Regions from separate parts of the Mus musculus genome. Here all the other regions are linked to region 2. A link is a contact called in ENCODE POLR2A ChIA-PET data. All regions are on one chromosome and are shown on one strand. The core of a region is the stretch at or near the end of the contact, and the rest is flanking DNA. Distances in the headings are between cores, read along the strand shown. Region 1 holds the start of Shmt1 (serine hydroxymethyltransferase 1 (soluble)). Region 2 holds the start of Map2k3 (mitogen-activated protein kinase kinase 3). Region 3 holds the start of Dhrs7b (dehydrogenase/reductase (SDR family) member 7B).

What was found. ChIA-PET counts read pairs that join two places held with the same protein, here RNA polymerase II (POLR2A).
Region 1: POLR2A ChIA-PET joins it to region 2 with 10 read pairs in embryonic stem cell. The contact joins the promoter of Shmt1 here to the promoter of Map2k3 in region 2. POLR2A ChIA-PET finds 5 or more read pairs at or near these places in 3 of 5 experiments (Patski and embryonic stem cell).
Region 3: POLR2A ChIA-PET joins it to region 2 with 10 read pairs in embryonic stem cell. The contact joins the promoter of Dhrs7b here to the promoter of Map2k3 in region 2. POLR2A ChIA-PET finds 5 or more read pairs at or near these places in 2 of 5 experiments (Patski and embryonic stem cell).

What each region holds. Positions count from the first base shown.
Region 1 is chr11:60,809,739-60,813,878 of GRCm38, reverse strand. It overlaps Shmt1 (serine hydroxymethyltransferase 1 (soluble)), which reads left to right and starts at 2,614. Exons shown (of 12, transcript NM_009171.2): 1 at 2,614-2,975.
Region 2 is chr11:60,930,092-60,933,843 of GRCm38, reverse strand. It overlaps Map2k3 (mitogen-activated protein kinase kinase 3), which reads right to left and starts at 1,790. Exons shown (of 12, transcript NM_008928.5): 1 at 1,573-1,790. The coding sequence starts at 1,621. Map2k3os (mitogen-activated protein kinase kinase 3, opposite strand) reads left to right here and starts at 1,977. Exons shown (of 2, transcript NR_027800.1): 1 at 1,977-2,278.
Region 3 is chr11:60,829,043-60,832,925 of GRCm38, reverse strand. It overlaps Dhrs7b (dehydrogenase/reductase (SDR family) member 7B), which reads right to left and starts at 2,295. Exons shown (of 7, transcript NM_145428.2): 1 at 2,195-2,295. The coding sequence starts at 2,214.

The DNA of each region.
Region 1 (4,140 bases), core at 1,365-3,864, 120 kb after region 2:
CAAATCAGATTTACTTATTTTTTTAAAGATTTATTTATTTAATGCATATGTGTAGACTGTCGTTGTCTTCAGGCACACCAGAAGAGAGCATCAGATCCCATTACATATGGTTGTGAGCCACCATGTGGTTACTGGGAATTGAACTCAGGACTTCTGGAAGAGTAGTCAGTGCTCTTAACCTCTGAGTCATCTCTCCAGCCCCCAGACTTACTTATTTTAATTTTATGTGCATTGGTGCTTTGTTGTTGCAGGGTATTTTCAGTAAAGTTAGTTTGTAGAAAGAACCCATGTTTGAAAGTGATGTCTAATTGAGTGACAAACAAAGTGATGAAACAGAGAAAGATTTGACAAAATAGGATATTCCCAACTCTCATAAGAACAGAAAGAAAAGAGAGGATACTCTAGTGGCTATTCCTATTTGTCAAATTGACTATATCTGGAATGAACTACACTCCAGAATTGGAAGGCTCACCTGTGATCCAGATCTTGAGACTGAAAGACACATATTTCTGACCTGGATCTTTGGCATGGAGATCTTGAGGCATAGTGGCCATGAGAAGCTTAGGCTCAGGCAAGGTAGTACATGGCTTTAATCCCTGGAGACTGAGGCAAGGAGATCTCTGAGTTCAAGGTCAGCCTGGGACAAGGAAGTCCAAGATTCAGGGGTGGTGGTTTACCCCTTTAATCTGGGACACAACTTTCTGCTGGAAGCCTACATAAGGATATTGGAAGAAGGAAGATTCAGTCTTCTTTGCCTGCTTGCCTTGTGGGACTGAGCAACTGCTAGATCCTTGGACTTCCAATCACAGCTGCTGTTGACCATTGTTGGGGAGTTGGACTTCAGATTCTAAGTCATCAAAGACTACCCATAAGTTCTGTGACTCTAGAGAACCCTGACTAATACAGGTACTTAAGAGAGAACAGCACAGAGAGAAAAGAAAAAGGAGGAGGAGGAGGCAGTTTTGCTGGGACAGTTAGAGAGAGACAGGTTGCAGAGAGAGAACAAGTTAGACACAGGTGAAGTCAGAATCAGCCAGAGAATGAGAACATATTGTCAAAGTTACACTTTACCTGTATGTATACGAAGGTGCTAAATCCCCTGGAACTGGAGTACGGATTGTTGTGAGCTGCCATGTGAGTGTTGGGAATTGAACCCAGGTCCTCTGGAAGAGCAGCAGTGCTCTTAACTGCTGAGCCATCTCTCCAGCCCTGTGGGGTTTTGTTTTTATTTTTATTATTTAAATCTATTTTTTTTTAAATTAGGGGCTGGAGAGATGGCTCAGTGGGTAAGAGCACTGCTGCTCTTGCAGAGGGCCAAGGTTCTGTTCTCTGAACCCTTGTGGTGGTTCACAGCCAACTATAACTCCAGTTCTAGGGGATTTAACACCCTTTTGCCTGCCTCTGCCTTCTGAGGGCTGGGACTAAAGGCTGCACTACTACCTCCTGACTCTAAAATGATTTTTTAAATCTTATCATTTTAAATTAATTTTGTTACTAAACAATGTATTTTTATATTTTTATGCACACATGGCAATAATATATATTTAAAAATTTATTTTATTTATATATGCAAGTGTTTGTCTGCATGTATGTGTGTACCACATGCATGCATTGGCCACAGAGGTCAGAAGTGTGCATCAGAGCCCCTGGAACTGAAGGTATAAATGGTTGTGAGCCACCCATGTGGGTACTGGGAATTGAACTCAGGACCTCGGCAAAAGCAACAAATGCTCTTAACCACTGATCCATCTCTCTAGCCCCATGGCAATATGATTTGCTTCATTCGTTTTTACTAGCGTGTGTAACACAAACAACGCAAACTCTTGTTTAGGCTAAGCAGGCTCTCTAACACCGAGCCACACAGCCAGCCTCATTTTAATATTTGAGACAGCCAGCTAGCCTGAATCTTGGTATTTAGTCAGGTTGCCCTCTGTCTCAAGATCCCTCTGCCAAAGCCTGTAGAGTTCTGGTCATGCCAGCTGGGTTTTTGTTTGTCTTGTTTGTTTTTTTGTTTACTTATTTATTTGAGATAGGGATTACTGTGGGCTGACACCAGGACCCGCGGTGGTGGCGCACGCCTTTAATCCAGCACTTGGGAGGCAGAGGCAGGTGGATTTCTGAGTTCGAGGCCAGCCTGGTCTACAGAGCGAGTTCCAGGACAGCCAGGGCTAGACAGAAAAACCCTGTCTCAAAAAACCAAAAAAAAAAAAAAAAAAAAAGATCTATTTATGTCAGGCATGGTAGCACATACTTTTAATCCTAGAACTCTGGAGGCAGATCCCCTGGACACTTGTGCATTAGTTACTGGAAACTGAACCCGAACCAGGCTCGATCCCCAATCCTATCCAGGTCTTCTGGATCACAAAACACTCCTACAATCAGCAATACTGCCCAAAAGTCCCAGGTCCCAAGGTAAGGAACCGCCCAGTCCCCTCCTCCTTCCCACCCCCTCCAGTTCAGAGCTCTTTTTTTTTTTTTTTTTTTCCGTCAGGCTTTGCCCTGCTCTGAGCGCGGGCGAATCGCGCGTGGGCAGCTGGGGGCGGGCTCTACCTGGATGCTCCCACTGATTGGGCCGCTGTAGGGGCGGGGCGGGACCAGGCTGCGCTGGGGAGAGTTTAGTGGAGCTCCGGCCTCTGCGCGCCAAGTTTGGGTTTCCCCCGGACGTGGTGTGTCACGTGGTGGGGAGGCTGGTTCCCGGAGCACGTGCTGGGCTGTTAGGACAGCCCGCTGCGGGGTTCCGGCTGGAGGTGTTGCTGTGGTCACTTTCCGCGCGCTCTCCAGGAATTCGGCGATCCACTTGCCTCTGCCTCCCTAGTGCTGGGATTAAAGGCGTGCGCCACCACAACGCGTTTAGTCCCTTTCATAAAGACCGGAGGAACAGACGTTTACGGCCAGCTCCCGAAACCAAGTGAACTGGAGGCCACCCTGCACCAAGGGTTGGAACCTTTTCACAAAATCCACGCTCCTAATACAAGGTATGTAATTTCTAATCTTTGCGATTGTTTCTTTTTGTTTTGTTTGAGGTGTGAGTGTCACACATGCTGTCCTCGAACTTGATGTGTAGCCAAGGATGACCTTGAACTTCTAATGGTTCTGCCTCCACCTCACCAGTAAGAGCTATCGCTCTCGGTTCATGTGGTGCTGGGATGGAACCCCTTGGTTTATACATGTTAACGAAGCTTCCGAGGTTTGTCTGTAATCACTGCTTTTGATTTACTAGTACAACCCTGATTATCTGCAGTGCGTTACTCTATCTAGGGGACAGGTTGGCTTGTAGCGTTCTTAGCCCAGTGCCTCTATTTCAAGGTCTGGAAGTTAGGTGACCTTTGGTTAGCTGAAGCAAGCACAAATGTGTTTAATTGAGCCAGGCAGTTGCTGGACCAGAAACACCAGTTTAGGCTCCGTACAGAATACATTTAAAATTTCTTCCTTGAGGGGAAATTGAATGGAGGTGAGTAATTGTGTTACCCAGGATTCTGGGAAGCACCAAAAGTAAACAGGAGTTCACATTCTGCCTCTGTTATATGACCTTAGTTAAAGCCACTCCAAGGCCTTTGAGAGCCTCCTCTCTTTATAAAGCAGGGCACAGAGAGACTCGCACTGTTCCTGTCCCCATTACAGCCTAACACGTGGGTATGGACTTTGGCAGACCTATAGACAGTAATAAGGAAATGCTGTATGTTTTCCCCAAAGTTAGCTCAAAAACGACAGTTCAGCAGCCAGGGCTCTGCAGAGAGACCCTGTCTTGGAAAACAAAATAATCAAAAGTCTATAGTGTGAAGATCTTCTTCCTAAGTAAGCCCTAAGTAAGCCAGGAGTGGTGGTGGCACACGCAGGAAGATCTCTGTGAATTCAAGGCCAGCCTGGTCTACATAGAAAAACCCTCTCTAAAAACATAAAACTAATGCCCTGGCCTGGGTATTGTGGTGTATGGCCTTTAATCCCACCCAGCAGACAAAGAGGTAGAAGTAGGCAGAGTTCAGTGCCAGCATGGTCTACATAGTGATTCCAGGATAGTTCTATATGGAGACCTTGTTGTTGTTGTTGAAAACTATTAAATACCTGACTGAGGCTAGGCCTGGGAAAGCAGCTTGGTTGGTAGAAAGCTTGCCTGGAATGCAGGGAGCTGGGTTCAGTCCA
Region 2 (3,752 bases), core at 541-3,040:
AAATGCCTCCAAAACAAACACTGCTTCCAAACCCTTCCTGAGTGGAGCAGCATCTAATTTCCTGGTTCTCAAGTTCCACGAGGTCTGCACTGCAAGGTCCTCCCCAGCCACCTCCCCCAATAAGTGCCTCCCTAGTTACTCACAGAAGTTGGGCAATGGTCAGGGATCTGGCCTCCCACTTATGTAAGATGCAATTACCCCGTCCACTAGGCTCCTGCAGGGCCATGGAAGCCAGCTGTAGGGGACCCAAAAGGCCCCCGCCTGCTCAGGACAACCTGACCAGGACCAGGACTCCTGAGGTTGAGGTTTCCTAGGTCAGAAGGAGAGAAGGCCACCACTGCACAAGTACCCTCTTAGGTGCCCGCCATCCCTGTCCTCTGTGCTCTGCAGCTGCAATCCAAAACTGGGCCCAGCGTTGCAGCAGGAAAGCTGGAGATAGTCAAGGAAGTGCAACAACTATTTGCCCCTGGGTACCTACTATGTGCTGGGCGCTATGCTGGGTTCTCGATCATCTCAGACGTGCTTGCTTCAAACCACTCTACATTCAATCTCACATCACGCCCCTAATATCCATTTCATTAATAAGTCCTAGACATGCCCAGAGACTAGCCAGGTGAAGCAGTTCAGAATTCAGAGGGTCAACCCATTCATATCTCCAGGTCCAGCTTGGAAATCTTTTCTGCAGATCAACCCTACTGAGTCTCTGACATGTCAAAAAAAAACATCCTTCTCTCTTCCTGGAGAAAAAAAAAAAGCATTCTGACCTCCAAATCTTGTCCCCCTCACTTCCCATGACAAATGCTGCTGCTGCAGCCCACGCAGCACCACTGCCACCTCACAGAAATTTCCAGGAAAGACAGTTAATTGGAGAAGGACAAGCTTTGCACAGCCAGCCCCTGGCCTGCTGCTAGCCCAAGGACCAAACAGCACGTCTAAGAGCAGACTAAGAAACACTAGGTGCAAGAATCGGTCAGCTCGGGAAACTCAGTGAGAAGACTGCAACTGAGTAGCAGGTAGCATGGGCAGAGCTGCGAAGTGGAGACGCCAGGAAGTTCTACAGGGACAGCCTTAGGGAGGAGTGCAGGCAGCCAGTGAGCAGGCCAGCAAGACATGGGGCAAAGGAGGATTCACAAGGATGGAAGGAGTTGGAAGAGTGGAGGAGCTCTGAGTAGACAGGTTTCCGGCATTGGGAACACAGCCCTGGGGCCCAGAGTAAATTCCAGCCTGGACAAAATCCAAGAGCCTGGCCTGAGAGGGCTAGAGCAGCCCAAAGACCCTCTAGCAGGGATCACTGAAATCCCTGAGTCCAGGATGAAGCCCGGAAGCCTAAATGAGGAGCTCACGGTGAGGCTACAGACTTGGGAGTGGAGCGAGAACTAGGTCCTGCCTGGGTGAAGTCCCACGGCCTAAGATCCGGATTCCAATAAGGTCCCGTGAGGTCCCGGGCTTGGGCTGGACCCAGTCCTGGGTTGGAGTGCAGACGTCTGTGCCCAGCCCGGAAGGGAGCCCAGGATCACGGGCGGACTCAAATTGAATGTGGCACGGGCCGCGCAACAGGGCGGGAGAGCCTACCTTTGGTCTGAGGCAAGCTGGCCGGCGGGCTCGCGGCGGGCGACTCCATGCTGCGGACCGTCGCGGCGGAGAGCACTAATCTAGAGGACAGCAGACTACACCGGGGCCGGGCGCGCTCATGGCTGCTGGTGGCTGGCAGCGGCGGCAGGCGATGGGCGACAGGCGACACAGACGCGACGGTTCCAAGCGTCCGAGGCGGGCGGCGCCAAAGCCACACTGGGCAGCGCCGGACGCCTGCCGACGGCGCCACGCAGGCCCCGCCCATCGTACTGATTGGCCCGCCTGAAAAGGCCCCAGCCTATCAGACGCCGCCCGGACTGTCACGCACAAACCCCACCCTCCAAGAGCCGGAATCCAACCCAGCTTTCCCCTTAGTACAGCTCGGCTCCGCCCTCTTGCCGTCTAGATGACTGCCCTACCCACTCGGGGGATTGTGCTGGCGTGGTCCTGGGTGCCCCAGCCTGTGCCCCCCTATGGCACAGCGTGTGCGGGTCGCAATCTGGAAAATCCCAAGATCTCTAGGGGGGCAGGGCAGGGCCGATGTGCTCCGTGGGGTTAAAAGTGTTCCCTGAGTGAGACTAGACTCCTAAATGGCTGAGCCATACCGAGGATGAGCGTCCATGTGCTCCCCTGAAGAGAGCGGCGACCACCGGCTTGCCTCCTAGGGCAGCAGGAAAAGAGCGATCCCACGGCGGGCGCGTGCCAGGTGAGTGTTCACCGACTGTGGGAAAGAGTTTACTGCGCCTTGCTGAACGAGCACGCGTTTAAGTCCAGCCTCTACAAGCACCTGGCACGCCAGCACCTAGGGAGCGGGGAATTCAGTGGCTAACCTTTGCCTAGTGACAAAGTAACTGGTTGTAACATTATAGCAGCTCCACTCTCCGGGCTGGGGAGTAGTCTCCGATTAAACAAAGTGTCATTCCAAACACTGAAATACCTTTTGCCAGCCTTGACTGGGGTTCCATCTCGGCCGTCGGTCGCTGAGCCTCTGTCCTCACACTAACCAGGAATCTCTGGGGTCGATTGGAAAGTCAGGTCTAGTGAGGGCAAGAAGCACAAGGTCAAGGAGTCAGTCGGAGCTGGAGTAAGTCTTAGCTCTCTGGCCAACACTCAGGCCCCGAATGCCTGGCTTGCATATTTGATTTCTACCGCAGCCCTCCTCCCGTGCCACGTGCCCCTCCCCATTAGGAATCCTGAATGTCTCATCCTCTGCTGAATCCCAAGGCTTAGCCCAGAGCCATGCACATAGTAGGTGCCTAAGAAATATTTAAGGAATGAACAGAGGAAGTAGGAAAAGCATGCCACAGACATGGGTAAAGTGACTAGTCCCGTGCCAGGCTCTTGGGCACCAGGGTGACTCAGACAAGGCCCTCAAACAGGAGGAGTTTAATGGGTTAGTCAGAGAACTTGACAAACAGCCCAGGGATCACAGACTCCATGTGGGGTGCTATAAATAGATACAAGAGTCCTAAGAGGCCCTGCCTCACCTGGGTGGGGTCAAAGAAGGTGACCTTCCTGGACTAGTCATCAGAAAGAGAGGTAAGAGACCATCCTTGGAAGAAACAGAAAGGCCAGGGCAGGGAGTGGAGACCTGCTCAGGAAGCCAGGCTAGGCTGCACCAGCAAGCCAGTCAGCTGCTGGAATGAGGGGCATGATGGAAGACTTTTTCTCTCTGGCCACCTCTGCCAACAGCATCTGTTACCCTCCTGTCCCTAAGTGTCACAGTTAGCTGGGGGAAGTTCATGACCACTCAGAAACTGGCCAGAGCACTAGACTCAGATCCCAGCAGGCCATCTCTTACTCTGACTCCCGGGAGAGCAGACCCCTCTAAGGAAAGCTGAGGTTGGGGATGGGAAGGGTTCAGCCTGTGTTAGCATGTGACTGTGAGTTGAAGAAAGGGGGTGGTCCAAACCTAGTGTGTGGGGAGCAACTCACTGGTTGAGCACACACTGTGGATGTAGCATTGTGGGATCAACGACGAACAAAACAGACACAACGCTGCTCTCAGAAAGGAATGGACTTCTGGCCTAAGTGAAATGATAGGGTGTCTCAGGTTGACAAATGCTGTGGAAAAAAGGGGACGAGAGAAGGTGTGTCTGGAGGTGGGAGTGTGATTTTAGTGAGGGCAGTCAGGAAAAGCCTCCCTTAAAGGTGCCACAGAAGCAGAGATTTAAAGAAGC
Region 3 (3,883 bases), core at 1,046-3,545, 100 kb after region 2:
GTTGGAAAGGAAAAATTAAACAAGCAAGGAAGGGTCACCCGGCTCATAAAATAAGAAATTTCTAAGTCTGAAAGTTCGTAAAACTTTCAAGACTCAACAAGGCCTGCCGGTCCTGACAGCTGTATGAATAAACACCATGCTGAGGAGAGGTCAGAGAGCAAATGATTGCTGACAGAGAAGGCTGTTCAGTGGTGGAGCTGCCTGCAAGGTGAACAGAAACCAATAATGTAGCTCCCATTCTGAGACGGGCATTTCAGGGATGCAGACGCCTTTGAATTACGTTTCTTCTATGTAATTCCTCACCCAGTCACCTTAATAAACTCACCCATTTACCAAGCTAGACTTGGATGAACTTGCTCTCTAGCTAGAGTGAATAGACATTTTGTATCTTCCAAAAAAAAGTAAGTCTACCTGGGTCTGGCCTCCAGCTCCTGACCTTGTGACCTCCTGCCTGGGGAGTAATTGCAACTACCAGCATCCCCCCCAAGTGCCTGGCACTAGGGTTTGAGGAGGAACCTGGGCCTCCATACTAAGCGGGTGCACAGGACTTGTAACAATCTTTCAATAATTTCTCTTACAATGACCAACTCAAAGGCAATCTTGGTTCCCTGGATGAGCATGGCTTTTGCATAGAGGAATGTATCTAAAAGCCTGCCTCCCCTCATTAATTTGCTGCAGCTAAGCTTCCAGGACTCTTCCGAAATGTAGAGATACTACTACTGACTTCATACTCTGCTGTGATGAGGAAAGTGGGTATCTACAATAGACAGATAGTGGTGGGTACTCCAGTTAGTTTCCCTTCCTGCACTTCTAAAACAAGTAGGTCTTGATGCCTAATTCAAACCTTATCACTAAGGGGTCCCTTGCCACCTGCTACTTCTCTAAAGCTTTCCACTACCCCTACAGGGTTACAAGACTGAAAAGTCTTTACAGGCAATTCCACTAAAAGTAGTAAGTACGGGGCTGGAGAGATGTCTCATTAGTTAAGAGCACTGACTGCTCTTCCGAAGGTCCTGAGTTCAATTCCCAGCAACCACATGGTGGCTCACAACCATCCGTAATGTGATCTGATGCCCTCTTCTGGTGTATCTAAAGACAGCTACAGTGGGGCCAAGGGCTTCCAAGGCTGTGGGTTATGGGAAGCTCTAAGGACAGAGGGCCAATGAAGGCTGTGGATATGCACAGTGGAGACTCTTTTAGTTACTGTATTGACATTGCCTGCACTGTGTATTGCTCAGACAGGATGTGCTGGGCACTAAAGATCATGCTGCCCTGGCACCCAAGTGTTAAGGTCAGCCCTTCAACCCTCTGCTTGACCATGTGAGCATCCTGGATCCCAAACATGAGATCCTGCCCACCACCACCATCTCAGAACAAAAAGGTGGGAAGCCAGAGCCAACTAACATGTCCCAGTCAGTGCCTACAGGGTCTTAGCAGCTGTGTCTGGAGGCTGGCTGTTGTCCTGTAAAGACATTTAATAAAATATCGCATAAAAAGGAAAAATAACAAAAGTAAATACCCACCTGAGAGCTAGTGCAAGTGTTTGTGTGGAAAGGCGTATGTATTAACTCTCAAATCACTATACTAAAGGCTAATGAACTGAGAGTAATGTATGAGTACCATGTGTTGAGTACATGTAGCCACTAGCTAAGCCCTTGCAAGCAAAAACTTATTTACTCTTCACTACTGCCATATTTCTAAAGTTTTAACTGAAGAAACGGTCGCTGAATGTTTAAGGCATCCACCCACAGTTGCACCTGCTAACCGGCACAGTTAGGGTTGGAAGTGTCTAATCTAAGAAAGCTGTTCTCATGGATGTTCCAAAGTCAGAATCTTGCTCGCCCTTTCCGAAAACCCAGATCTCCTAACCATCCCCGGGCAGGAGTGCCACTGGGGTCATGCCACAGTAGCTATGCACACGCGACCTTGCGCGCTCTAGGCTCCAGACCCTGAAACGCACACACAGAGACCAGGTGATCTCCGCGATGAGCGTGCCGGGGCGGAGTGCCTGAACCCTGCTTCCTTCACTGTGGGGCGCCGCGGGGAACCGGAAGCTATCAGGATCCACAGCCTCCCCAGAACGTGCTCAGCCTCACTCAGTCACTTAAAGCAGATGTACCCCGCGCCTCCGCTTTAGACAGGACACCGTCCTCATTTCCACTCACCAAGAGGTTGCAACATCCCTAGCCTTTACCTAAAGGACGGAGAGATCATGGTCAATCAACTTCATGCTCCCGCCTCGGAATTGACGAAATGCAGCTTGGTTCCGTCCAATCACAATACTCGGGAAGCACATGCGCTCTGAAGATGCGCCCAACAGAGGTAGAGTTTAGCCTTTGCGGTCTAAATGACGTCAGTCTGCTTAAGTCCTATACCGTAAATCTTCCGGAGGAAAATTCTAAGTAGTGGTTTGGGTTCCATCGGTTTTCAGAAAAAACTGAACTTGCTCTGCAAAGCTGAGTTTGATGGCATATGGCTGTTATCCGAGTACTTGAGAAATGAAGGGAGGCAGCTCAGGAATACAAGGTCCCCTTTGGGCTAGGCTGCATGACACTGCTTCAAAAAGCAAAAATAAATGCTACAGTTGCCAAGATTATTATAAACGGCGATGTGATGTTGTTACAAAGATGGGGAGAGGGGGCTCGGTTTTTGTTTTTGTTTTTTAAGGAGGTTAGAAACAGACCTACACATAAGTAGTCACTTTTCCTTCCAACAAGGAGCCACATTTAACACAACTAGGAACGTACTATTCTAGTATTACTATTATATATATATATATATATATATATATATATATATATATATGTATATATATATATTACATACATACATTATATACATACATACATATATACATAAATACATATGTGTACATATATACATATATATACATACATATATGTCACTATTACATGTAATATTAATACTATTAATAGTGCTAAGTCTAGGAACTTTCTTTATTCTTTTTCTTTCTTTCTTTCTCCCCCTCACCCCGCCTCTTTTTGGGTTTTTGAGACCAGTGCTTTCTTTATGTAGCCTTGGCTGTCTTGGAACTCGTTCTTTACACCAGGCTGACCTCGAACTCACAGAGATCTGCCAGCCTCTGCCTTCCAAGTGCTGTGAGTTCAAGACTAGCCTGGTCTACATCGCGAGTTTCAGGACACCCAGGACTACAGAGAGAGACCTTGTCTCAAGATAATAATTATAACAACAACGTCAACAACACAAGAGAGTGTATAAGCAATACAATTTGTAATACATATAGCTGGAAATAAATTTTATTTCAAAAGATACAAAGTTTGCAGAAAAAATTATTATCTTAGTTTTTCAAGACAGGGTCTCTCTGTGTAGTCCCAGTTGTCCTGGAATTTACCCTGTAGACCAGGCTGGCCTCAGAGATCTGCCTGCCTCTGCCTTCTGAGTGATGGGATTAAGGGCATGAGCCACTATTGCTCAGCAAATTTATTGTATGTTCATTATTGACTGTTTATTGTAGATGAGAGGAGCTTGCATAAAGATATTTCATGCAAGTTTATAATGTACTTTGGGCATACTCTCCTCCATTCTCTCTAGCCTCCTCTTTCCACCCCCACTTAAGTGTAAGGAGTCACACAGACACACACCCTTCTCTGTGTAAGCTGAAGCCAAGTAGAGAGTTGAGTCGGAATTCCATCCCTCACTGACAAGACCACTTCCCACGTGTGAAAAGAGGCCATGCAGAGAGCAATAACTAAACACTCTTTCCCCTCCCAGTGTCAATGGAGACTTATTAGAAGTCTGGACTTCCATTTGTACCAAATAGTAACAAAGAGTTCCTCTAGGTGTCAGTGAAGGACAAGTGGAATTTACAGACTTCCACATCCATCTGCCAATAGCAAAAAGG